Linked DNA regions of Homo sapiens: all the other regions are linked to region 5. A link is a contact called in ENCODE Hi-C or POLR2A ChIA-PET data. All regions are on one chromosome and are shown on one strand. The core of a region is the stretch at or near the end of the contact, and the rest is flanking DNA. Distances in the headings are between cores, read along the strand shown.

Region 1 (3,270 bases), core at 213-2,712, 390 kb after region 5:
TGAAAGGATAAGAAGTCCAGCATTGAGTTATCTCTCTCTTGAGAAACGTGGAGGCAATAGGTTGGAGAGAAATTGAAGGGTTGCTTAAGAATAGAACAGGATACCCAGCACTTTGGGAGGCCGAGGTGGGAGGATCTCTTGAGGACAGGAGTTCGAGACCAACCTGGGCAACACAGGGAGACCCCCCCCCCCCACCTTCCACCAACCCCCCCCCCCCAAAAAGAAAAAGAAAAGAAATAGACCAGGACTCAGGGCAGTTCCTATAAACCAAGAGAGATTTAAGCACGATTGGGAGCAGGAAAGAGCCAGTGGAGACTGAGCTTGAAGACATGAGAAGCAGAGGAAATATTTTTTCATTGGACTTTCATAAGGCACAAGAGGGAGATGGGTCAGGAATGCCAGTGGAAGAATTGGCCTTCAATGAAGGAAAGAGATTAGAAGGGCATGAAAAAAAGAAAAGAATGAAAATAAGAGACATTTTGTGCCACAAAGGAAGTAGTCAATGAGGTTATCAGCTGAGTGGGAGAAAGAAAATCTGGCTGGAGTTTTAAGAAAAGCAGAGAAAGTAGATAATGACCACTGGGAGAAGACATGGCCAGTAGAAGAGGTGTCTCTGCATAGTCCTGTTGCCTCTCCACAGTGGGGTATAATAAGAAAGAGATTTGGTCTTGTCCTTTTGTTGCTGGCACAGAGAGCGTAGAACCCTTGGGATTTGTTATTCCTAATGGGATCCTTTCGATCACACCAGGTTTTCTCTTATGGTATCAGTATCTTTGAGGTTTGTCTCATCCCTAGTTTAGATCATAAATCCCTTGCTGGTCACAGCTTGGACATCTTTCTATTCCCTGGAATGTCAAGGCTATCATCTAATAGGCCTTCTTTTTATTGTTTTTGTTTATTGAATAACTAAAATATGCAGGCACCAGGCTAAGTGCTTTATAAAGATTATCTCATCCTTATAAATGGAATGCTTGGAGGGAAGTAATCTGGTCAAGGTCATACAGTTAATGAGTGACTGAGCTAGGATTTGAACCCGGTGTTCTGATCCCCAGGACCTGCTCTGAAACCCTAGCTACACTGAAGTCTGATGATTCTTAAACTATGTTCAAATTTCAAAGCATAGATTTTAGAAGTGAGTGTGCAAATTTGGATGTGTTATACTAGAGAACCCTTATGGTTGTGTTTCAGTGTTTGTGGTGACTCTCAGACTTGTTCTTGATCTGTAATAACTCTGCAACCCCTCTCTCCATTAGGGGAATGCACTTATCACCCTCAGCACCTGTCCATTGCTGTCAGACCTCTGGCTCCTGGGGAGCCACATAACATTAACCACAAGTACAACCTCTCTGCAAAGCAGTCACATTGGAGCTGCCCAGTTTCAGGTTTCACAGAGACATTTTCTAACTGAAACTGTTTGCAAACCTCTGACTCATCTTAGTTCCAGAATAGACTCAAGGCTGACATCAGTCATGCTAAGTCATTAAAACTTTAGAAAAGGGAGATCTGTGTTAGACAACTAGCTCACTATCTACAGAAAAATAAAGCTGGATTACTACTTTGTACCACATAAATGCTGAACTCCAGATGAAATAAAGTCCTAAATGTAAATGGTAAAACTATGAATAGAACAAAATCCAGGAAACTGGCAATGTGACATTGCCTAACATAGGAGGCCAAAAACATTTTGACTTCATTAAAATGATGCTATCTGGTCAATGAAGGGTGCCATAAACAGTTACCAGATAGAGCCAAACTGGGGGAAGATATTTGTGTTGTCTAAAACTGATAAGAGATTAATACCTAGCTCTACAATGAACTCGTACAAATTGGCAAGAAAAAGACGCAAGATCCAATATAAAAATGGACGAGGGACGCTCTTTCCTCAGTGCCCAGAACAATGACTGGAACATAATAGGCACAATAATTTTTGGCTGAATAAAATTAGACACAAAAAATGCTTAAACTCATTGATAGTCAGAAAAATGCAAATTAAAACAATGATATGCCATTTTACATCCATCAGAGAGACAAATATTAGAAAGAAGTTGTGTGGTGCTGCTGTTGGGAGAGCCAACAGGTACAAACACTCTGGAAGAGTGTTGTGAAGCTAAGTATGCACATAGCCAATGGCTGTGCAATCCCACTCCTCAACATGTAGGCCCAGGGAAAAATGTGCACAAGACTATAAGGGACATACAGTGTTACTTGGGCCAACGGCAAGTTCAAAGCCCCTGGCTGTTCATCATAGGGTAATAACTAAATAAAATGCGATAGATGCCTATGAAATACTATGCGGTAGTTAGAACAATGAACAAGATCTAGACATAATGTAATTAAATCTTAAATACATAATGGTGACTAGAAAGGCAAGAAACAATGACTTACAGTACAATAATATTTATGCAAGTTGAAAATACATAAACACTCAAAATAGCACTACTGAGGCTTCAAAGATACATGCATATTTAGGAACAATTCTTAACACATTAAAGGAAGTGGTTTGGTGGGCAAAAGTATAGGAATAGGAGTTGGGATAAAAGGAGAATGAATAAATAAACAAAGAGGTCCAGGGTGGGGTCTGGATTCTGCTTTCCTAACAAGCTGCCAGTTGATACTGGTCTGTTGGCCTCACTGTAAGTAGCAAAGAGACTAAGGAGTAAGGTGAACTCAAACCTTGCAGGCTTAAAGAGGAAGTGAGGAAGAATGGAGGGAAATATGAGGGAGGAAGGAAGAGGAGAACAGGCAAGTTTTGAAGGGTGGAGTCAGGGAGAGTCCAGGGCAGGGGCAGCGGGCCCGGCACACAGAAAAGGGAAGAGCCCATGGGTGCCATTGGCAATCTCTGCTTCCTCCAGTCAGACCTGCCGGACCACGCCATGCACTCCAGCTCCTCACACAATTAGATACAATTCAAATAATTGTAATCATGAGTGAAAGACTCCCAATTCCCACCAGGTGCACACTGTTACTAGAGAGAATGTAAGCCAAATTTCTCCTCAGAGAGATCCTCCCCAACCAAAGTTGGCCCTTGCCCTCACTTCCGCAGGCCTGCCCCCTGCTGTTCTCCATCCCTGCACCCCATTAATTGCCCATGTCACTCTCCATATTATCTTCTTTGATTAAAGGTGTGTTTCCCTCACTGGATTGTAAGCTCACAAGGGCAGGGAATTTATAGTTTTCTCCCAGTGACCTATAGGGTGCCTAGTGTCCTACACGGTAGAGGCTCAAAATATGTATTTATTGAGTGAATGAATAAATGAATATCAAGAATGG
Region 2 (3,689 bases), core at 352-2,851, 470 kb before region 5:
GGTTTATCTTGGTACTCCAGAAAGAACAACTTTTAAGAAATTTTGCAGGCTTTAGTCATGATTCAACGGGGGCGGGGGGGTTACCTCCTCCAAGCCCCATCAGCTGCTTGAGCAAGTTATCTTTTCTGCCAACTTACCTCCGGGGTAGCCTCAATCAAACTCAGCCCTTTTTCTCGAGGTTGGAATCTCTCTTCTTGTTCCAGGTAGACGTTCAACAACCCGAGAAGTTGGACCCCTTCATGACCTGCCAAGTGCTCTGCCCCCAAATCCTTCATCTGCAGTAAAGACACCACACAGAGAATGTAATCTGGGGGTAAGAGGGGTGGGGAAGCGGGAGAAAGGGCTGAGGCCAGTACCTCCAGCAAGGGTCGCCCCAGCACACCCCGACAAGGAGCGGGTGAAGGGACCAGTCACGTCCGCCAGAGCCCCAGGGCAATCCCCACCACGGCCAGGGAGGTGTGGCAGGGGGAGGAGCCGTGGTCAGGTCCGCCGGCCAGCGCTGGGTAAGACCGGCCAGCCCTGGCCTCTTGGCGTTTCACAAACAGGAAACTGTCCGCGGGCGCCGGCGTCCCCTCGGTCTGCCCCACCTGAAGTCGCGCCAGGGAGGGCCTTCTGCCCAGGGGACTGCAGTGTGGCGAGCGACTGCAGCGGGTCCCGGGGATGGGGTGTTGCACAATAGGGGGGAGGGGAGGGAGAGTCTCGCGACTGAACAAAGAAGCGGAGGGAGGAGACTCCCGAGCCCCGCCCGCCCGGGGCGCCCAGCTGCAGAAGCCCCTCTCGGAGAGTCCCGCCCCCAGCTTTTCCCGTCCGCTGCTGCAGCGCCGATTCCGGACTTACCCGAGAGGCGGATACCCCCGTCCCAGGAGCCCTGGGGTGGCGCGGCACACCCGGCTACGGTCCGGGGAGAGAAGTCCAGTCCAGCCCGCCCGCCCCGCGCCCGTAGGGACAACACCCGTCCACCCACTGATGCCGGGGCCCCACAACTCTGCAGAGCCCCGGGGCTGTCAATTCGAGAAGCACCACGCCAGCAAGTCCCCGTGACAACACGAGCGGGGGCGGGGGGCACCGAGGCGGAGACTGCCCTTAACCTAGTCGCAACCTCCTTCCACCCCACGAGCATCTATCTGTCCATCGCGGGCGCCAGCTCCCCCCGGGGCTGGGGCTGAGGGCAGCACCCTGGTCGCTCCAGCGGATGAGGAGCAGGCAGCACCGAGGCACTCGCATGGTACCAACCTCCTCAAAGCCCACAGTCCCCACCACGAACAAAGAAACCCACGGCGGCCCTGGGCGGGTCCACTCACCGTGCCGGAGACGCGCCTCCACCCGCCCGCGGCCTCGCGGTCCGCACGGACTGGGCGCAGCGGGGGCTTCCAAACCTGTCTCGCAGGTCGGGGACCCACCGCCTCAGCGGTGCCCCCGGTCCGGCATCCGACCCTTCCTCCCAGGCACCGCCGCCTCGGCCTCACAGCCCCGGCTCCATCCCGCTCCCCGCGCGCCCACCCTCCGCCGCGGCGCAACGCCGGCCGCGGAAGACCAGCCCACCGCCGCACCCCCGCCGCCTCAGCGGAAACCTCCCCGAGCCCCTTGTTTTTGTTAAGAGTTTCGACGCCCCCAAGGGGGCGGGGCACGTGACTCCCCGCGGAGGGATCCTGCACTTCCTCCACGGACTTTAAAAAAGAGTCCCGCCCCTAAGCTGCCGTCTCGAGCCTCTCTCGCGGCCTCCCTAGCTCTCCTTGGCTTTGCCGAGCCAGTCCTCCCGCCTGGCGCTAGGGCGGAGAGCGGAATCTGGGCGTCGGGCTTATTCCGCGATTGATCTGCGTTGGGGAACGGGGGAAGACAGAGGGGCGGAAGGAGATCGTTTCTGGTCTCATTACGCCTTTTAAAGGTCCCCGATTTGTTTTGTTTTCGCTGTTTTGAAAAGTCCGCCCAAAGTAGCCGGCTCTCTGATTGGATGCGGGTGGGGCGATGGGCATGCTGAGGACCTGATTCACCCTCGAATCTGGATTGGCTAACTTATCAGTCTTGGAGCCCTCTGATTGGCTTTCTCCGTAGCCTGAGCCTCTCTCTGCCTTGGGGCCTTAGCAACTCCAGGGTCTGGATTGCGCATGCCTGGGTGTGCAGCGGAGAAGGTATTCAGTTACCTGCCCTGCGGGGCTGTGCCTTCTCGCCTGGCTGCCTCCGCCTTTCTTGGGGGAATGTCACGCTCGCGGCGCTTCTCCTAACAGCTAACCTTTGTGACAGCCTTTTCAGCCACGGGAGAGTTTTCTACATTCCTTCTTTATTTTGTCTTGGCGTTCCATTTTGCAATAACCCACCAAATTATTATAACATTGTCGGGGCGTTTACTAAAATATTCAATAAATGCTACAAGTTTGGGTATTTGCTTTAAAATTTTACAGTCCAAGAGAAAAAAAAATGGAGAAGAGAGGTGAAATAAGATAGGCAAAAAGTTGAGGGTCGAAGCTGGGTGATGGGTACTCGAGGCTGCATTACAGTATTCTTTCTAGTTCTGTGTCTTGGAATTTTTCCATAATTTAAAAAAATTCAGGAGGGACTGAAGGAGGGGCTTTTCAATAAAAACTTAGCACGCTGATGAGGGTACGTAAACATCTAATAATTACGGCGTACCTCCAGAGGTTGTAGTGCTGTTGTTTTAATGAAGACTCCCAGAGCTTCTTGGTCCTTGGTAACCCATAAATTATCATTTATTGTTCATTATAATTAGCGTTGTTATTATAGGCGACACGTCTCCCAGGACGGGACAAAAAGCAAACAAACCAGGTGCCTTAGGCCAGAGACACTTTCACACGGAATATCAATGGGGCATGTGGTTGACTGCCCTGGAACATTTATTTGTTTACTCTCTCCCTCCTAAATTAGAAAATACCATATTCGTGAGTTCTAATCTACATAATCAGATAGTCCCTGGGAAGAGATTTCTCCTTTCTGTTCTTCTATGTGTTTTCTGTGAATTATTTTGTTACTTGTGAAATATGGGAAGGCACACAACATAGCTTTGGCAGCGCTCTTCTTTGCGGAGCAGCTAAGGAATTTTAAAACTAGGTCCCTTTGCATATTAGCTCGGACTAAACACAGGCATCTGTTTGGAGCACAGAGCAACTGGGGGAAGGCAGCCCAAAAAGCTAACACTTATTTCAGAGAGGTGTGAGCTTGGTGAGGGTTTTGGAAAATAAGATAAAATTAGCACACCAGTTTTAAATGATTTACAGGCTACATAATTTTATCCAATGCTTGTTTTATCTTTTAAACATTAAGTGATAACTTTTATTTGACATAATCATCTTGCTGGAAATCTATGCTGATAAACATAATAGGAGCATGAAACTAACTTAGAGACTAGAGCTAAGATTAAAATTACAGAGATGACAGCTCATTGTACAGAGCATCAATAGGCTGAGTGGACAGGGCCCACAGACAGAAAGCAGCTCGACCAACTATCCACCATCAGAGAAATGAAGAGTTTGTGATCAAAGCATGAAGGAGACTGGGGATGTTTTTTTCAAGTAAGAAGGCAAAGGTAAAAAAGGAACATACGTTATTTTATAAGTGATGTGAAAGAGGAAATGCAAATTTATGTGGTAGAAGACTTTAAAAATAACAGACTATATAAAACAAAAAGGAAAAGATTTAGAAATTGTCCTTTGCTTAGGCTACATAATTTTATCCAA
Region 3 (3,763 bases), core at 66-2,565, 290 kb before region 5:
GCCTACCCAGGTTTACCTGGGACTAGAGTTTCACCTTCATTCCATCAGAAATTAAATTTCTCATATGCCCTTAGGAAAAACGCTGTTGAAAAGCAGTCCCCAGAAACAGGTATCCGAAGTGAACAGAGCCCCAGAGCTGCTTACAACCCCAGATAGGGGGAGGAGGGGAATCACTAGCAAAACAGCATTTCAGCAAACAACCACCAAGTGTGAAAATCCAAAAACTGTACAAAGCTAGAGCACTTTTTTCTTAGAGACAGAATGTTTTTCTAAAAGTCTGTGTAAACTCTTGAGAAGTTAAATCTAACTGGATGCCAAGAATTAACAACAACAAAAAAGACATTTTCTTCAGTTTCCAAAGACCACAGTCTCTCTCTGAGCACAAGTGACTAATGCCTGTAACAGCCGAACATTACAAAGTGCTGACCAGCAGAAAGTCTGTTTGGGAATGACAAGGTCCACGTGTGCATTCCAGGGACGCTTACAGATTCTGCAGTACTCCAAGGAAGACAGGGTGGGAGGGAAGCAATGTGACAAATAGGCAAGAAGTATTTATAAAGGCACGACCCAATTAGAAACAGATGTTGCAGCTGCTCTTTCGCACTGGCCCACATCAGAGATGATGAAAAGCCCGTCACCCAGCAGCCACCTAGGAACACTAATGAGCAAAGCAAGCGGGGAAGTGGGGAAGAGGTCATAAACCATTTCAAAACCCTCTTGCTGTCCAGTGGGTCCCAAACAACCCAGTTCCATTTAAGACATATCACGTCTCTTGCAGAGCATAAAACCACCCACTTGTCTCACTGTTGTTTATTTGGGTCATTTTTGTCCCTCCTGCCCTGTCTTTATCCTATGGAATATCTTCAAAACAGTGACGAATAGGAGGTCAAATAGAATTAAGAGGCTCAAAGCAGTTGGAAGTTTTTTCCTCAACTTTTTATGTCCTGTGCTACTCATATTCACACATCTATTCCTCAGTATTTCCTGTTTGAGAAATATTGTGGCTCAGTTCATCTATTTCTATTCACTGAATGCATTCATCAGCAAATAATGAAATATGGATGGGACGCTTCCTTCCCGATGCCACCATTTCTATCACCGGATATAAATTAGCCACTTCCTTTCTGAAAGATACCATATATTTCTGTGCCTTTCTGAAAAGGCAGGGGATTTTCAGTTACAGTAATGGCCATGTGATGGCAGTCTCTGTGAGAGAAGAAAAAAAAAAAATCCAATCCAGTTCCAAGCAAGTCATGAACAAAAGCACCAGGGCTGTTTCCCCTAGTCACAACCTGGCTGCTTTCTCCTCCCAAGGCATGTTCAGTTCCTAATCCAGGCTGACCTAGAACATCTGAGTCCAGTGACACATTTCCAGCACCTGAAAATTGAGGAATTATACCAGAAATGACCAAAACCATGATACATATTGAGGAAATAAACATACCAATTAACATCTGGTCTTGCTCTACAAATATTACTAAACAATTATGGCCAAAATCCTCAAGTCTTCCTAAGAGTTCTTTTTTTCTTTTCTTTTTTTCCCTGAAATGGAGTCTTGCTCTGTCGCCTAGGCTGGAGTGCAATAGCGCGATCTCGGCTCAATGCAACCTCCGCCTCCAGGGTTCAAGCAATTCTCCTGCCTCAGCTTCCGAGTAGCTGGGATTACAGGCACCTGCCACCACGCCCAGCTAATTTTTGTATTTTTAGTAGACACGGGGTTTCACCACGTTGGCCAGGCTGGTTTTGAACTCCTGACCTTGTGATCTGCCTGCCTCGGCCTCCCAAAGTGCTGGGATTACGGGCATGAGCCACCACACCTGGCCTCTAAGAGTTCTACTGTGTCTTAATCTCAACCCTGGATAAAACAATATCAGGATGGAATAGGGGTTGTTTACATAAATGTGGGGCATGTGCTAGTTTTCTACTGCCATATAACAAATTATCACAAATTTAGTGGCTTGAAACAACATCCATTTATTAGCAGTCAGTTTCATAGGTCACAACTTTGGGCATGGTGTAGCTGGACTTTCTGCCTGGGTTATCACACGGCTGAAATCAAAGTGTGGGCCAAGCTAAGGAGGTTGTCCTCTCAAGGCTCTGGGGAAATACCCTCTTCCAAGCTCATTCCAGATGTGGGCAGACTCAATTCCTTGCAGCTGTAGGACTGAGGGCCTTCTCTCCTTACTCGCTGTCAGAGGCTGCACTCAGCTCCAAAAAGTCACTGACGGTTCCAAGCCACGAGGTCACCTCTGTCTTCAAAGTCAGCAATGAAAAATCTCCCTGTGTCCCTCTCACATGTCAAATATCCTTCTTCAGGAACAGTCTGGTCCCTTTTAAGGGACTGCTTAATGAGGTAAGGTCCACCCAGGTCAATCTCCATTTCTAAACGACAGCTGTGCCATAACCTACCTGTGGGAGTGATATTCACAAGTTCTGGGGATTATGCAGAGCGTGTACACCAGGGGGCTGGGATCTTGGGGCCATTTTCGGATTCTGCCTACCAAAGTATACATTATTTCAACATCCCTATTTCTCCTGTGTAACTTTAGGATAAGATATAATAATGAATATTGGCATTTCCCCAGCTAAAAAAAAAACAAAAACAAAAAACAACAAAAAAAACACACAACTGTCTCCAGGAGAAAAAAGATAGATATTAGTAAAAGCATGGTAAACTAGATCCCTCTCAGGCTACCAAGGCAAACCTTTTACACTGAATCTGATAAGGGCAGCTAACCACAAACTAGCTAGCCTTTGGAGGAAGCCTTCCAAAAATGAAAGTAAACTGCAAATGTTTAGGTGTTGTGTTTGTAACAAGAATTCTAGGAAATACAAAAGATTCTTAAGGAATTTGAGTCTTATTAGGGAGATAAGTTATTGAGGTAAAATGGAAGATGATTTTGAAATGTTTCATGATGAAATATACTACAAAGATTACAGGGTTAGACAATGGAGATGAATGTGGACCAGAGCAAAAATGTAAAACTCTCTTAAAGCAGGTCAGTTTTGCCCTAGGTTATGGTAAGATGAAATAAGATCTGGGCCGGGGGTGGTGGCTTATGCCTGTAATCCCAACACTTTGGGAGGCTGAGGCAGGCAATCACTAGAGGCCAGGAGTTTGACACCAGCCTGGCCAACATGGTGAAACCCCGTATCTACTAAAAATACAAAAATTAGCCAGGCATGGTGGCACCCGCCTGTAATCCCAGCTACTAAGGAGGCTGAGGTGGGAGAATCGCTTCAACCCAGGAGGCGGAGGTTACAATGAGCCAAGATCACACCACTGCACTCCAGTCTGGGCAACAGCAAGACTCCATCTCAATCAAAAAAAAAAAAAAGATTTGAATAGTTGCAGAAAGGGAATGGAGATGGATGGAAAGAAAGAGGTAGAATCTATCAAGGAAGGCAGCAGGAAAAGGAAAGAGGCCCAAAGGGCAGGGAAATCAATGAACTAGGAAAACTAAGAGTAGAGGATGTAAGACTTTAAAACTGATTCTTTTTCAGTTTACTGGAAATAGTCCTTAAATGGGGAGCATTATGCCCAGGATGTGCTACTAAGTATTCGAGTGTCACTTGGGGGAGAGATCTAGAAACAATCACTGAGCAGCCACGTCATGAAAGACTTTTCTGTTTCCCACTCCCTAGTGTACTTACAAACATATCTTCCCACCAGACCAGCACACCAAGGGATCATGAGTATAGAATTGCCTCAGTCAAGGTTTTAACCCAGATTACCAGCTGGGGCAACCATCCAAATGGTAAG
Region 4 (3,489 bases), core at 89-2,588, 260 kb before region 5:
TATCTCAGTAAGTCTTTCGTCTGTAACTACAAAATCTCCCGAGCCACCACCTGCAGCTGCACAGCTGTGGGAAAGGGAAGAAGAAAAAGGGAAGAGGAGGTGATAGACAGGGAAAGACATCGCCCGAGGCGCCCCCAAAGCCAGTAAGGCGAGTGGACTGTGAACATCGACGATGAAAAGGGGAAAGGGAAAACAGGAGGACTCCGCCTTTCCCACCCAGCTCCGCTCCTTTCAAAAAAAAGGAAAGGCCGCCGCCGCCCCTTCCTCCGCCTTTCACTTGGGGATGCGGAGCGGCCACTGAACCGCACCCTCGGAGTCCCGCTCCCCTCCGGCCCGGCCCCGGGGCGCGGACCGAGTCTTGCAACCCAGTAGGCGCGGCGCCTTGGCCCACACACTCGGGGCAAAGGTATCTCCTCCCTCCTACTCTCCTCCCTCCCGCCGTGGGGCACTCGATTCTTCACGCACCCGCCCGCCCTTCCTCTTCCTCGCGTCCCAGCCTCCTCAGCCCGCCGCCCCCGGCCTTTCAGCCGCAGAACATTTCAGTCCTTCCACCCACACCACAAGGGAGCCTCCAGAAAACTTTGTGTGTGTTATCTGGGGCTTTGTCCACATCCTGGGCAGGGCCCGCTCAGCCGGGTGGATGCCCGAGGGTGTCCGGGATCTCACAATGCGCTGGGGAGGCCACCACGGAAATCCCACCCCTCTGACCTGCTTCTACAGCAGTGCCACACGCAGCACTTCAGCTCGCAATTCCCATGCCCTGAGCGCCCCCTCGGCGCGGGGGAGACTGGAGGAAAGCCCCGAACCCGGCGCCCTTCTGGCTGTCACGAGGGAAGAGGTGCGCGGGCAGAGGGAGGCGGCTGAGACACGCCGCGCCTCAAAGAATTATTTTAAAGGGAACAGGAGAGGGGTCCTTTTTCTTTCGCATTCCCAGAAGAGGGGCGCGACGAGGCGATCCACTGTTGCATCACGTAACTGAGCCCCTGGGCTCCTAACCCCGACCCCAGACGCGCGCCCAAATTCGTGCACACACCCACAGCCGTCGCCGCCGCCGCGGGGCCGAGCACCCGCCCGGCTCCCCTGTGGTCCTCACCGCACCCGCCCCAGAGCAGAGACCACCCGGCGCCCGAGGAGCAGCAGGCGAGGCCCCAGCACTCACAGACGGTCTCCCCACGGCCACGGCCATCGCAGCTGCGGCACCGGCTCCGGCTGCGCCCGGGTGCTTTACGCCGACTCCGGCTGCTGCTAGTGCTCGGGCTCCGGCTCGCCTCCCTCGCGCCTCCCTCGCGGCTGCGCTCTGCTCGCCGGCGTCCCGCTGGCAGCCAGCGGCATCTGCTCCCCCCACGCCGCCGCCCCTCCCGCTTTATTAGAGCAACATGGCCACCCGCCTGGAAGGGACCATTCGCTTCCCCAGGAAGGGGTGTGAGCCTGCGCGCCCGGCCGCGGTGGTGGGCGGGAGGATGGTGGGCGGGCTCCGAGCCCAGCTCCACTGGCCCCGGCCGCGGGGCTCGCCCCTCCGTCCCCAAACGACCGTCTCCGCTGCCATGAGATGCCGACAGCCTGTGCGCTGGCCGCCACCCCCTGCTCCATCAGGTGCTGGAATCTGAGTAAAAGCCTGGGCGCGAGCTCCCAGCCCCGGGGCCTGCCACCGGCTCCACGAAGCGGGCAGCTCCAGCGGCCGCCGGGAGAAGGAAGGGCGACCGGGGGAGACGGGTCGCAGGGACAGCACGTGGCGGAAAGTTAGCCCCGGACTAGCACGCCCCACCCGGAGAAGCCGGCCTGGAAGGGGCTGCGGACCACCAGGCGGAGCGGTGGGCGACCGAAGTGCGGCTGGGCTGGCCTCCTCGTCTCCGCACTGGAAGAATTGCCCTTCCGCAAGTCTTCCCTTCCCACATGGGGGCCCTCCAGGCCGCACCTCGGTCGCCCACCGCTTCCCTTGAGAAGGGAGACTAAAGACAGGCATCTGGAAGCTGTCACTGTGGCGCGCGGGCAGACAGGGGATCCCATTGGAGAGGAAGAGCCGTAGTAGTCGCTGCTGCCTTCGGCCGACCCAACGGCCGCCTGCTTGGGAGGAAGAAAAAGAACGCCCCCGCTGAAGAATTAAGGCAGCCATTGGTTGCTCTAGGGGTAAGGACCGAGGCCTCCCCTGGGTGTCACTGGAGCAGCCACACGTGGGGGATCAGCCGACTTCATTCGATCGCTGGCGACAGACCCGGCGACCCGTAGGAATGCGCGCTGGGGCTGCGGCTGGAGGGCGTGGCGACGGCAACAGGCGGGTGGCTCGAGTGGGTGCGACTCTGGGCGCGTGGGACTGAGAACTCCTCCGCCGTGGGGAAGATTTTTTTCCCAGCAGATGTTGGGGTGTTACTGCGTGTCTGAGGGGCCGGCGGAATGGAGGGGTCCCGGTGCGTGCAGGGCAGCGAGGTGTGTCAGATGAGCTGTGGATCCCTGCGGCCCCACGTGGGCCGGAGAGGGGGGCCCACGACAACAAGCGATTGAGGACAGCGATGGACAGGGCGGGGAACCAGCTGGGTGGAAGCACAGGGAGTGTGGTGAGGAGGGAAGGGCTGTGATCTGCCCTCGGTACGACGCCCCAAGGGACAGCCTGGCCTCCTGAATTAGGGAAAAGACAACCGGTCTCTTTAGACGGGCGCCTCAGAGTCTGACCTGAGTCTTCAAACGCCCAGATCCCCTGGGGCCTTGAGTCTCCCTGTCCCGCTGGCCCTGCCTCGCCTGCGCTTCAGGACTCCGACGCCCCCGCAGCCTTGGGCTAAGGGTCAGTCGTCCCCGGGCGCGGGTCCGGCTGCCCTGGAACTGATGCTGGATTTCGCTGGTAGGTGGGCTAGGGGCTTGGTCACCCCGTCTGAATTCCACTGTCAGGACAGCTGTGGAACCGCCAGAGAAAAGTCTGGCCATGAAAGAAAGGTGAGGGGCGCCGACGCAGAGCTTATTTATTCAGTCTGTGGGCGGACTCAGACGTGCAGAGCACCAACCTCTTCAATTTCTGCCCTCTAGACTCCAAATCTTTTGAAATTAGGGACCACCATTTTATGCCAAACATACAGTAGGCGCTCAATAAGTGTTGAATTAAGATTACACATAAATGGGCCGGGCGCGGTGGCTCACGCCTGTAATCCCAGCACCTTGGGAGGCTGAGGTGGGCCAACATGGTGAAACCTTGGCTCTAAAAAAATGCAAAAATTAGCCAGGCATGGTGGCGCTTGCCTGTAGTCCCAGCTACTATAGAGGCTGAGGTGGGAGAGTCGCTTGAACTCTGGAGGCGGAGGTTGCAGTGAGCCGAGATCGCGCCACTACACTCCAGTCTGGGTGACGCAGTGAGACCCTGTCTCAAAAAATATATAATAATAAGATTACACACAGATGGGTGCTGTGCAAAGGGAGGGGGAAGACAAATACTTTCTTCTGCAGCTCTGGTACATGGACATTTTGTCCTTTCTCCATAAGGAGGATCAGACAGCAGCAGCACTG
Region 5 (3,534 bases), core at 1,035-3,534:
TTCTATCCATAATAGAAAAGGATTGGTAACTCCTAAGAATAATTTAACGTATCTGTTACCAAAAGAAGAACTTTGTTTCACATAAATCAAAACAGGGCTCCACCTCCTACTGGGCTCAGGTACTTTTGGCAACCTTAATTTGCTTTGGTCCCAGGTCACAGAGGACCTGGTCCCAGGTCAAAATTGAGGAATTCTAAACAAATTTTAGAATTCCTCAATTTTGAGGTTCAGAGTAGTGACCTAGTCTTCCTTTATCCAGACAGTACTGCACTGAAGCCATCCTAGGCAGATGGATGTTTATCCTATTCTTAAAATCTCCAGGGAAGTGAATTCTCTACAACATCCCTTGGTAACCTTCTCCAGGGTTTTATCAAATGTATGGTGAGGAAGTTCTGATGCAGAAGCCAATAAACATATTAACCATATGAGCCAAGCCACAAGCACTGGAAAGGGGTATGTGTTTGGGCACCTCGCCTTAATGGTAGAGAGATGTATTTACAAAATAGGCTGTACAAACAGAAACCATTTGCTGGGAGCAGATGTGGGAAGTTGATTCAAGAGAAATTGCCACAATAAATTCTGTTCCAACTCATGGGCAATGTGAATAAGTTATTGTTGGTTATAACATTTTTTTAAGTAAGTTTATTTCCTTGTCAATTCCTAGCTTTAGTTCCTAAACCAGGATTGTTAGCAATGGAGAAAAAAAAAAGTCCATAGCTGAAAAGTTTTCAAATGACTAGGATTCTGTGAAAAACTAGGTCTTAGCAAACAAAACATAGATGTTGTTATAAGAGTTTATTTCTTTCTCTGTATATTACACCTTTTCTGCAACGATTGTGTAATATTTTTATAATCAGAAAAAAAAAGGTAACCATCAAAATAAATTTAAAATGTAAACCAACTTCTGGTGAAATTTTTTGGGGGAAAGATCTAGCCATATATCCGACCAGGGTGCTTTTAACTGGAAACGGACATTTAACTAGGCTTTAAAACAACTAATTAAAAACAGAAAATGCACAGAACTCTCTCTGGCAGCCTCTGTGCTAGGACTTCCTGTTGCACCCCCCGATATCACAGCAATCTCTCCATGGAGATGACCCGCATGCAGGGCACCCATTTGCTCCCAGTGCAGAAGCTCCCGTGCACACAGTGCGCCACAACAACACTACTATTTAAAGGGAGAGGGGAAAAAGGTAATGCCAAAATACATCCTAGAGGAAGAGAAATACATCCCACCCCCAGAGAGTGCTCCAGGTGTTGAAATTTTGTAACCACTCCCCTCCCCCACCAGCAAAAGTTTTATTCCTCTGGCAATTCGGAGTAAAGCGAGCGTCAGGTAGAATTTCATTTTCATGATTTAAGTGTTGCTGCAGCACAAGGAACACACTATTTAAGTAACTGTCTTAAGATCTGGAGCAAGTGGGGGTTGGGGGTAGGCGTGCCCCTCAACGCACTTCAGGAGCCTTTCCTACAGAAACAAATCCAGTAAAATTAAGAAAGGCAAGGAGTTCTCAACTCAGCAGGGGCCCTGGTGGGAAGCAATTTATCAAAATTAAAATATTTCACAGATCATTTCTTCCGAAAAGTTTTCATGCTGTCAATAATCAACAATTATTTTCCTCTTGGAGTGGCAGCTACTGCCTCTCTGATAAAAAGCCAAGGCCTAGGAGTGTCAGGAGACCCTCGGAGCACGCCACCTGCCCCCATCAGCCGGGGTGCTGGCCGTGAAAGCCCCTGGGAGCCATCCTCCAGACAGGGCTTTCCAGAGTCGCCGCAGAGCCCGAAATAGACGCGCTCCAGAAAGCAGCCGGCCGGCCCCCGCCTCCCTCTCCGTGCCCAGCCGCCCTCCTCACTCACCATCGCCGCTCGCCTCGCGGCCGCCGCCCCCGGGCTGCTCGGGGCTCCAGGCCGACGCCAAGTTCAAACTTCGCCGCCGCTCCGAGGAGGCGGCGCGCGGCATCGCCGGCGGGGCCCAACGCGCTCAACAATGGGCGGCCCAGCAGCGCCCTGCGCCACCGCGCCACCGCGCCGCGGCTACAGCTGCACGGTGGGCCGGGGCAGCGCGGCTGGAGGACGCTGATCCCGCGCGGCGCGCCGAGGGTGCGGGGCGCTCGCCCACCTCTCGTCCCGCCCGGGCCCGCTCAGTCCACCCCGCGCCCGCCGCACCCGAGGGGCCGCGCTGGCTCGGCGCTGGCTCGGCGCTCGCTCGCCACCAGGTAATCCCACAGGAAGCCTCCCGGATTGGCCCGGGAGCTCAGGACCGGATTTGCATTTCAATGGCAAAGAAGGCTCCCTAAGGTTTGAAAACGGATTCTGGGGTGGAAGCGTCGCGCTCCACTCGCCCCTCCGCGGTCCTTGGGTCCTTACGGTATTAAGGGGACCGGACCGAAGCACACACCCTCAGTCCCTCTGCCCATTCAATCAGAAAGGTGCCTTAATTAACCTCCCCCCGTTGTAAAATGCAGAGGAATCCAAAAGCAAAATATCAACTTTAAGAAGCCCGCGCTCGCTTTTCAGAGGCTATACAGTTAGTAATTGATCAAATGAAGCATGAATGAAGCAAGGTAAAAAGTTCACAGCTAAAAAAAAAAAAAAAAAGCTCGCATTACAAGGAAAATAACCATCCTTTTTCTCAGCATGCCCTCTTCTCAGTGTAAGTCACAGCAGAGATGCAGGTGGTGGTGAATGCCGCTGAAGCCTTCCTTCCGGGCCTGTTTTTGTTTCCATAAGCATCGTCTCTGATTAGACAAGAGACGTGATTCTTTCGGTCGTCATGACTGTAATTTCGAGAGATTTTGGATTCAGCTTTGCAAACTTTGGAATTTTAGAAAATATATCCATTTGCATTTGTTTTGCATTTATGATATAGGCGTCCAGTTAATATTCTAAAGGAAGGGATGGTGCTAGTTTAAGTTTCATCTTTCTTCAAAGGTTCTTCCAGCCTCTTTCAACGGAGGTAGGAATTTTTTCCCCTCAGAGTCCTCTCTTAATTGCTCTCACGTGTCACCTCCAGAGATGAAAGTAACAGTAAGGTTTGAAATTGGCTTTATTCTCATTCAAGCAGAATCCCTGTTGTTAAATGTCCAGGTTCTATATTTAAGGTAATAAATATGCATATAGACACAGAGAAGACCTCACTAGGTAGGAAATAGAAACCTCCCTTACCAAACAGCTGATACCACATTTACCTTTACTTGTCTGTGCTCTTATATCCTGACAGAATGCAGGAGCATTAGCAGCCATGGCAACCACTGAATAAACCTCTTTACTGAAACCTTCATGGACAGGCTCCTCCCTGCCATAAAGTATTATCCTCCTTAAAATTGTATTTTGTTTTACCTATGGTATCACAAGCAGGTATCAACACATACACAGCTGTCACACAGTCATGGGGTAACCACAAACATTGTTGCTAGGCATTGGAAGCAGAGAGGTTAATATGGTTTGTTCTGTGTCCTCGTGTCCTGTGGCAATCTTGTTTGGGGGAGAGGGAGGTGATGTCCAGAACTTAAGCTTTGAAGAAGTGGTCAGCCC
Region 6 (3,228 bases), core at 466-2,965, 490 kb after region 5:
AGCGTTGTGCTCTACGCTGCGGTATCATCTGTTTCTTCATTAATTATTTATTGTGTCCCTTCTGTGCCAGAAACCATGTTATGTGCTGGGGATCCATGAAAAAGATACAGTTCTTAGTATCAGACCCAATCTGACACTAAAGACTAATGAACACATTTTCCTTATAAAACTTGTGAAGTTTCATGAAAGCAGAGAGAAAACACATAGTTCAGAGGGGCCTTCTGAGAGATGGCACTTCTGAATTGAGCCCTGAAGCCCAAGTAGAAGTGAACCAGGTGATAAGGGCCCTGCAGAGACTTCTGGGTGAAGGGCGGTGAGTGACTCAGGCCAAGGCACTGGCTGAGAACTTGTGTGGTGGGTGCTAGGTAACAGTAGATGGTTGCGTGTTACTGGTGCATAAAGTGCCTACCAGGAAAAGACAGCGACAGGTGACGCAGTTGCATCAGATCACAACAGGTCAAGGACTGTGGACTTTATCCTTTGAGCAGGGGTGGAGTATCTGTTCCCTTAGGCACTTTTGACAGGCTTCTCTGAAGCCTGAGATGGATGAAGCATTTGAAAGGAAAAAGGCTGGAGAGAGGGAGACCAGTTAGGAGCCTACATACAGTATTGTCACAGTCCAAGCCAATGATGAAATGTGCCTTGGGGTAGAAATGGGGAAGAGGAGGAGGTGAAATCAGCAGGACTTAGTGATCAACTAGGGGAGAAAATCATGAGTCCATTTTGGTCATGTTGTCTTGGAGCAGCCTGTGAGATGTTTAGATGGGGGAATTTTATCACAGATCCATGCTACTGGAAGGATCTAAATAATTTCAGGCATAAGCTGTTTGTTAGGCTGAATTACTGAGTCTTGCACATAATTTTTCACTCCCTGTTACATGCATGTTGGTTTTGTGTCCTTAGCTAAATTTCTTCTTACAGACAGGGCCTATGCCTGTTTGCAGGGCATAGTCCGGGCACATAGAAAGCTCTCAGTAGGTACATATTGGGTGATTAACTGAAAAGTATGTTTTTTAGTCCAATTATTAATTTAGCTGTTGACACTGTGAATTCACCATAGAACTTGATAATTTTCCAGTATTTTGTTTTAGTGGTAGTGCCACAGTATTGTGCGTGGAAAAATTCATTATGTTCGTCTTGGTTAAAACTAATAAGCAACAGTTATATTGTGACTCCACAGTGCCACTCTTAATATCCAGAGTCACACTGTAAAACTGATTTAAGGCCTTATGTTGCTTTTTCATTTAGTGTAACTAAGAAGACTCAGCTGATTACAAGGTTTGTCTGGTGGCTGTCATCACCACAGCAGAACCCTCGGTGAGGAAGATCAGTTGTTCCCAAGCCATGGCTTTCTGTTCAGACTGGCAAAGGGCGCCTTTGAGGGGGACACTAGCTCGTTGTATCTGGCGGAATGAATAACTTCCTGTGCCAGACAGTCCGCGGTCTTGAGGCTGAGGTTATTATTTGTTAGTTTCTCAGGCCTTCCTTTGCCGAGCAAGCTCCTGGGAGTGCACACTTGAATGCCCTGAGGATCAGAAATAGAAGGGGCAGAAATTAAAAGTTTAAGTCAAAACAGAGCCCTCTCTGGGCCATCTTGTGGCAGGAGGTTGAGGTGCTTTCTTTGGACCCATTAGCATACTGGGGCTGCGCGGCTGCCTGGAAACTCTAGAGTTGAACTCTCCCTTTTTCGGTTCCTCACCTGTGGGCTCCTTACTAGGAGCTGACAGTGACCTCACGCAGCTGCCCTAGTTTCCTTTCCTCCAGATGGCACGGGTAACACTCGAGGAAACCCTGAGAGTTCAGAGTCCAACTTATGGCTTCTCCATAGTTTCACTGTCCCTCTGGGCTAGAGTTGCCAAATAAAATAAAATACAGGACAACCAGTTAAATTTGAATTTCAGATAACAAATAACATTTTAGTATGAGTCTGTCTCGTGTGATATTTCGGTTCAGTCCGATGTATCAGTTGTTAATGTCCTGCCATATTTATCTCTCTGATGCACTTTTTCTTGAATTATTTGAAGTAAGTTGTAGATATCACACACTTTGTTCCTAAATCCTTCAGCATGCATCTCCTATGAATAAAAACATTTTTGATGTAGCCCATGCAATATTTGGGACATAATTATATTATAAAATTATTTGTTGTTTATCTGAAATACAAATTTAACTGGGTATCCCAGGTTTTATTTGCTAAATCTGGCAACTCTACCCTCAGGGTGCCATGGGGTGGCAGCTGCTGGATGGGTGAGTAAATCTGCACTCCTGGACTTGGTCAGATTTGATTTCATTTACTGGCTTTGTGACTTGGGACAGCCAGTGCCACCATTTCTTTGTCTGCAAAATGGGGATTTTTATTTTGTAGTGTCAGTGTAAAACTCAGAGATAAGGTACATTATAAAGCCCCTAGCATAGCACCTGACTTTAGCAGACTCACAGTAGATTGCAGCTGGCGTGGCAGTAATGGTAACTGAATAGTAACTGCCATTCTCTGAGCTGAAAGTGAGAAAATAAAAATAAAGACACACTGTTTTAGAAATGTTAGCAGCTGTATTTACAACTTCCCTCTGTTCTCTCATTCCCCATCTCTCTTCCTACTTAGTGCATTCGCATGAGCACACACACACACACACACACACACACACACACTCACTCACTCTCCAGCACGTGATCTACTCTGGGATTGACAGAGGGTTTCCTGACAAACATCCAACTTGTAAGGTGGAGGAAAAGAGACATATGAAAGCAGCAGGAAAAGCCACCACTCTTGAGGGCAAGATTTGAAGGGAGTAAAAGGGGCTATGAGGATTTGTCTGAGTGCTGGTGACTCAACTAAGAAGTGGCCAGGCAGAGAAGGGCTGTGGGGGTGGAGGGAGACAGAGGAGAAGCCCCAGCTGTAACATGGTCTGGGTTGGTTATGACTCTGGCATGCTGCCAAGGACAGTTTTTATTGTTCTTGTTTTTCATTTGCTTTGTTTCATTAAGAAGTCAAATGTACTAAATGTTTATTTCTATCCTGAAAGTTGGAGGAACAAGTTCAAGTCACACTGTTTACGCATGTCAGAACAGCCAGGTTTACCCTTCTTTCTGGTAACCCCTTCTTTCTGGAAACCCTTCCACTTGTCTTTGGATTTATGGTTGCCTAAAAGCTGGATGCCAGCCCAGCAAGATAAACCAGGGAGGTTAGCCATCTGTTCATTTATGTTTGCTGATTCTTTCAGGGTTCCT

The links. A loop is a pair of places that touch in the nucleus more often than their neighbours do. ChIA-PET counts read pairs that join two places held with the same protein, here RNA polymerase II (POLR2A). Pooled maps may share reads with other maps.
Region 1: a pooled map shows a loop between it and region 5 (4-fold over the local background). The contact joins two enhancer-like sites. A Hi-C loop is called at or near these places in 3 of 37 single-sample maps with no recorded cell type and 3 of 50 pooled maps. POLR2A ChIA-PET finds 5 or more read pairs at or near these places in 1 of 52 experiments (WTC11).
Region 2: a pooled map shows a loop between it and region 5 (2.8-fold over the local background). The contact joins the promoter of CCNG2 here to the enhancer-like site in region 5. A Hi-C loop is called at or near these places in 2 of 37 single-sample maps with no recorded cell type and 4 of 50 pooled maps. POLR2A ChIA-PET finds 5 or more read pairs at or near these places in 3 of 52 experiments (GM12878, WTC11 and activated naive CD8-positive, alpha-beta T cell).
Region 3: a pooled map shows a loop between it and region 5 (3-fold over the local background). The contact joins two enhancer-like sites. A Hi-C loop is called at or near these places in 1 of 37 single-sample maps with no recorded cell type and 2 of 50 pooled maps. POLR2A ChIA-PET finds 5 or more read pairs at or near these places in 2 of 52 experiments (BJ and activated naive CD8-positive, alpha-beta T cell).
Region 4: a loop to region 5 is called in a map of IMR-90, with 3 times the contacts of the local background. The contact joins the promoter of SEPTIN11 here to the enhancer-like site in region 5. A Hi-C loop is called at or near these places in 2 of 168 maps with a recorded cell type or tissue (IMR-90 and chondrocyte), 3 of 37 single-sample maps with no recorded cell type and 8 of 50 pooled maps. POLR2A ChIA-PET finds 5 or more read pairs at or near these places in 3 of 52 experiments (MCF 10A, Panc1 and WTC11).
Region 6: a loop to region 5 is called in a map with no recorded cell type, with 3 times the contacts of the local background. The contact joins two enhancer-like sites. A Hi-C loop is called at or near these places in 4 of 37 single-sample maps with no recorded cell type and 4 of 50 pooled maps.

Annotation. Positions count from the first base shown.
Region 1 is chr4:76,299,688-76,302,957 of GRCh38, reverse strand. The region is part of intron 6 of FAM47E-STBD1 (FAM47E-STBD1 readthrough); the gene reads right to left. Among named protein-coding and RNA genes, the nearest start is that of STBD1, 5.4 kb to the left of the region's middle. RefSeq lists a cis regulatory region at 1,471-1,481 and an enhancer at 1,404-1,548. Within about 2 kb of position 1,462, at least 11 of the 41 ENCODE cell types and tissues checked have a DNase peak (open chromatin) inside an H3K27ac peak, as active enhancers do.
Region 2 is chr4:77,155,119-77,158,807 of GRCh38, reverse strand. It overlaps CCNG2 (cyclin G2), which reads right to left and starts at 1,601. Exons shown (of 8, transcript NM_004354.3): 1 at 1,302-1,601; 2 at 138-275. The coding sequence starts at 275. LOC101928864 (a long non-coding RNA gene) reads left to right here and starts at 744. Exons shown (of 2, transcript XR_244659.5): 1 at 744-3,538. RefSeq lists silencers at 1,293-1,402, 1,433-1,502, 1,923-2,042.
Region 3 is chr4:76,981,788-76,985,550 of GRCh38, reverse strand. The region is part of intron 1 of SEPTIN11 (septin 11); the gene reads right to left. Among named protein-coding and RNA genes, the nearest start is that of SEPTIN11, 34 kb to the right of the region's middle. Within about 2 kb of position 1,315, at least 20 of the 41 ENCODE cell types and tissues checked have a DNase peak (open chromatin) inside an H3K27ac peak, as active enhancers do.
Region 4 is chr4:76,947,601-76,951,089 of GRCh38, reverse strand. SEPTIN11 (septin 11) reads right to left here and starts at 1,338. Exons shown (of 10, transcript NM_018243.4): 1 at 1,160-1,338. The coding sequence starts at 1,186. LOC105377294 (a long non-coding RNA gene) reads left to right here and starts at 1,525. Exons shown (of 3, transcript XR_001741739.2): 1 at 1,525-2,127. RefSeq lists silencers at 1,044-1,353, 1,384-1,563 and an enhancer at 2,474-2,553.
Region 5 is chr4:76,688,026-76,691,559 of GRCh38, reverse strand. The region is part of intron 2 of SHROOM3 (shroom family member 3); the gene reads right to left. Among named protein-coding and RNA genes, the nearest start is that of SHROOM3-AS1, 110 kb to the left of the region's middle. RefSeq lists a silencer at 1,884-2,063 and an enhancer at 1,977-2,499. Within about 2 kb of position 2,284, at least 21 of the 41 ENCODE cell types and tissues checked have a DNase peak (open chromatin) inside an H3K27ac peak, as active enhancers do.
Region 6 is chr4:76,198,263-76,201,490 of GRCh38, reverse strand. All of the region lies in intron 1 of SCARB2 (scavenger receptor class B member 2), which reads left to right. Among named protein-coding and RNA genes, the nearest start is that of SCARB2, 14 kb to the left of the region's middle. RefSeq lists enhancers at 1,381-1,440, 1,461-1,650. Within about 2 kb of position 1,715, at least 15 of the 41 ENCODE cell types and tissues checked have a DNase peak (open chromatin) inside an H3K27ac peak, as active enhancers do.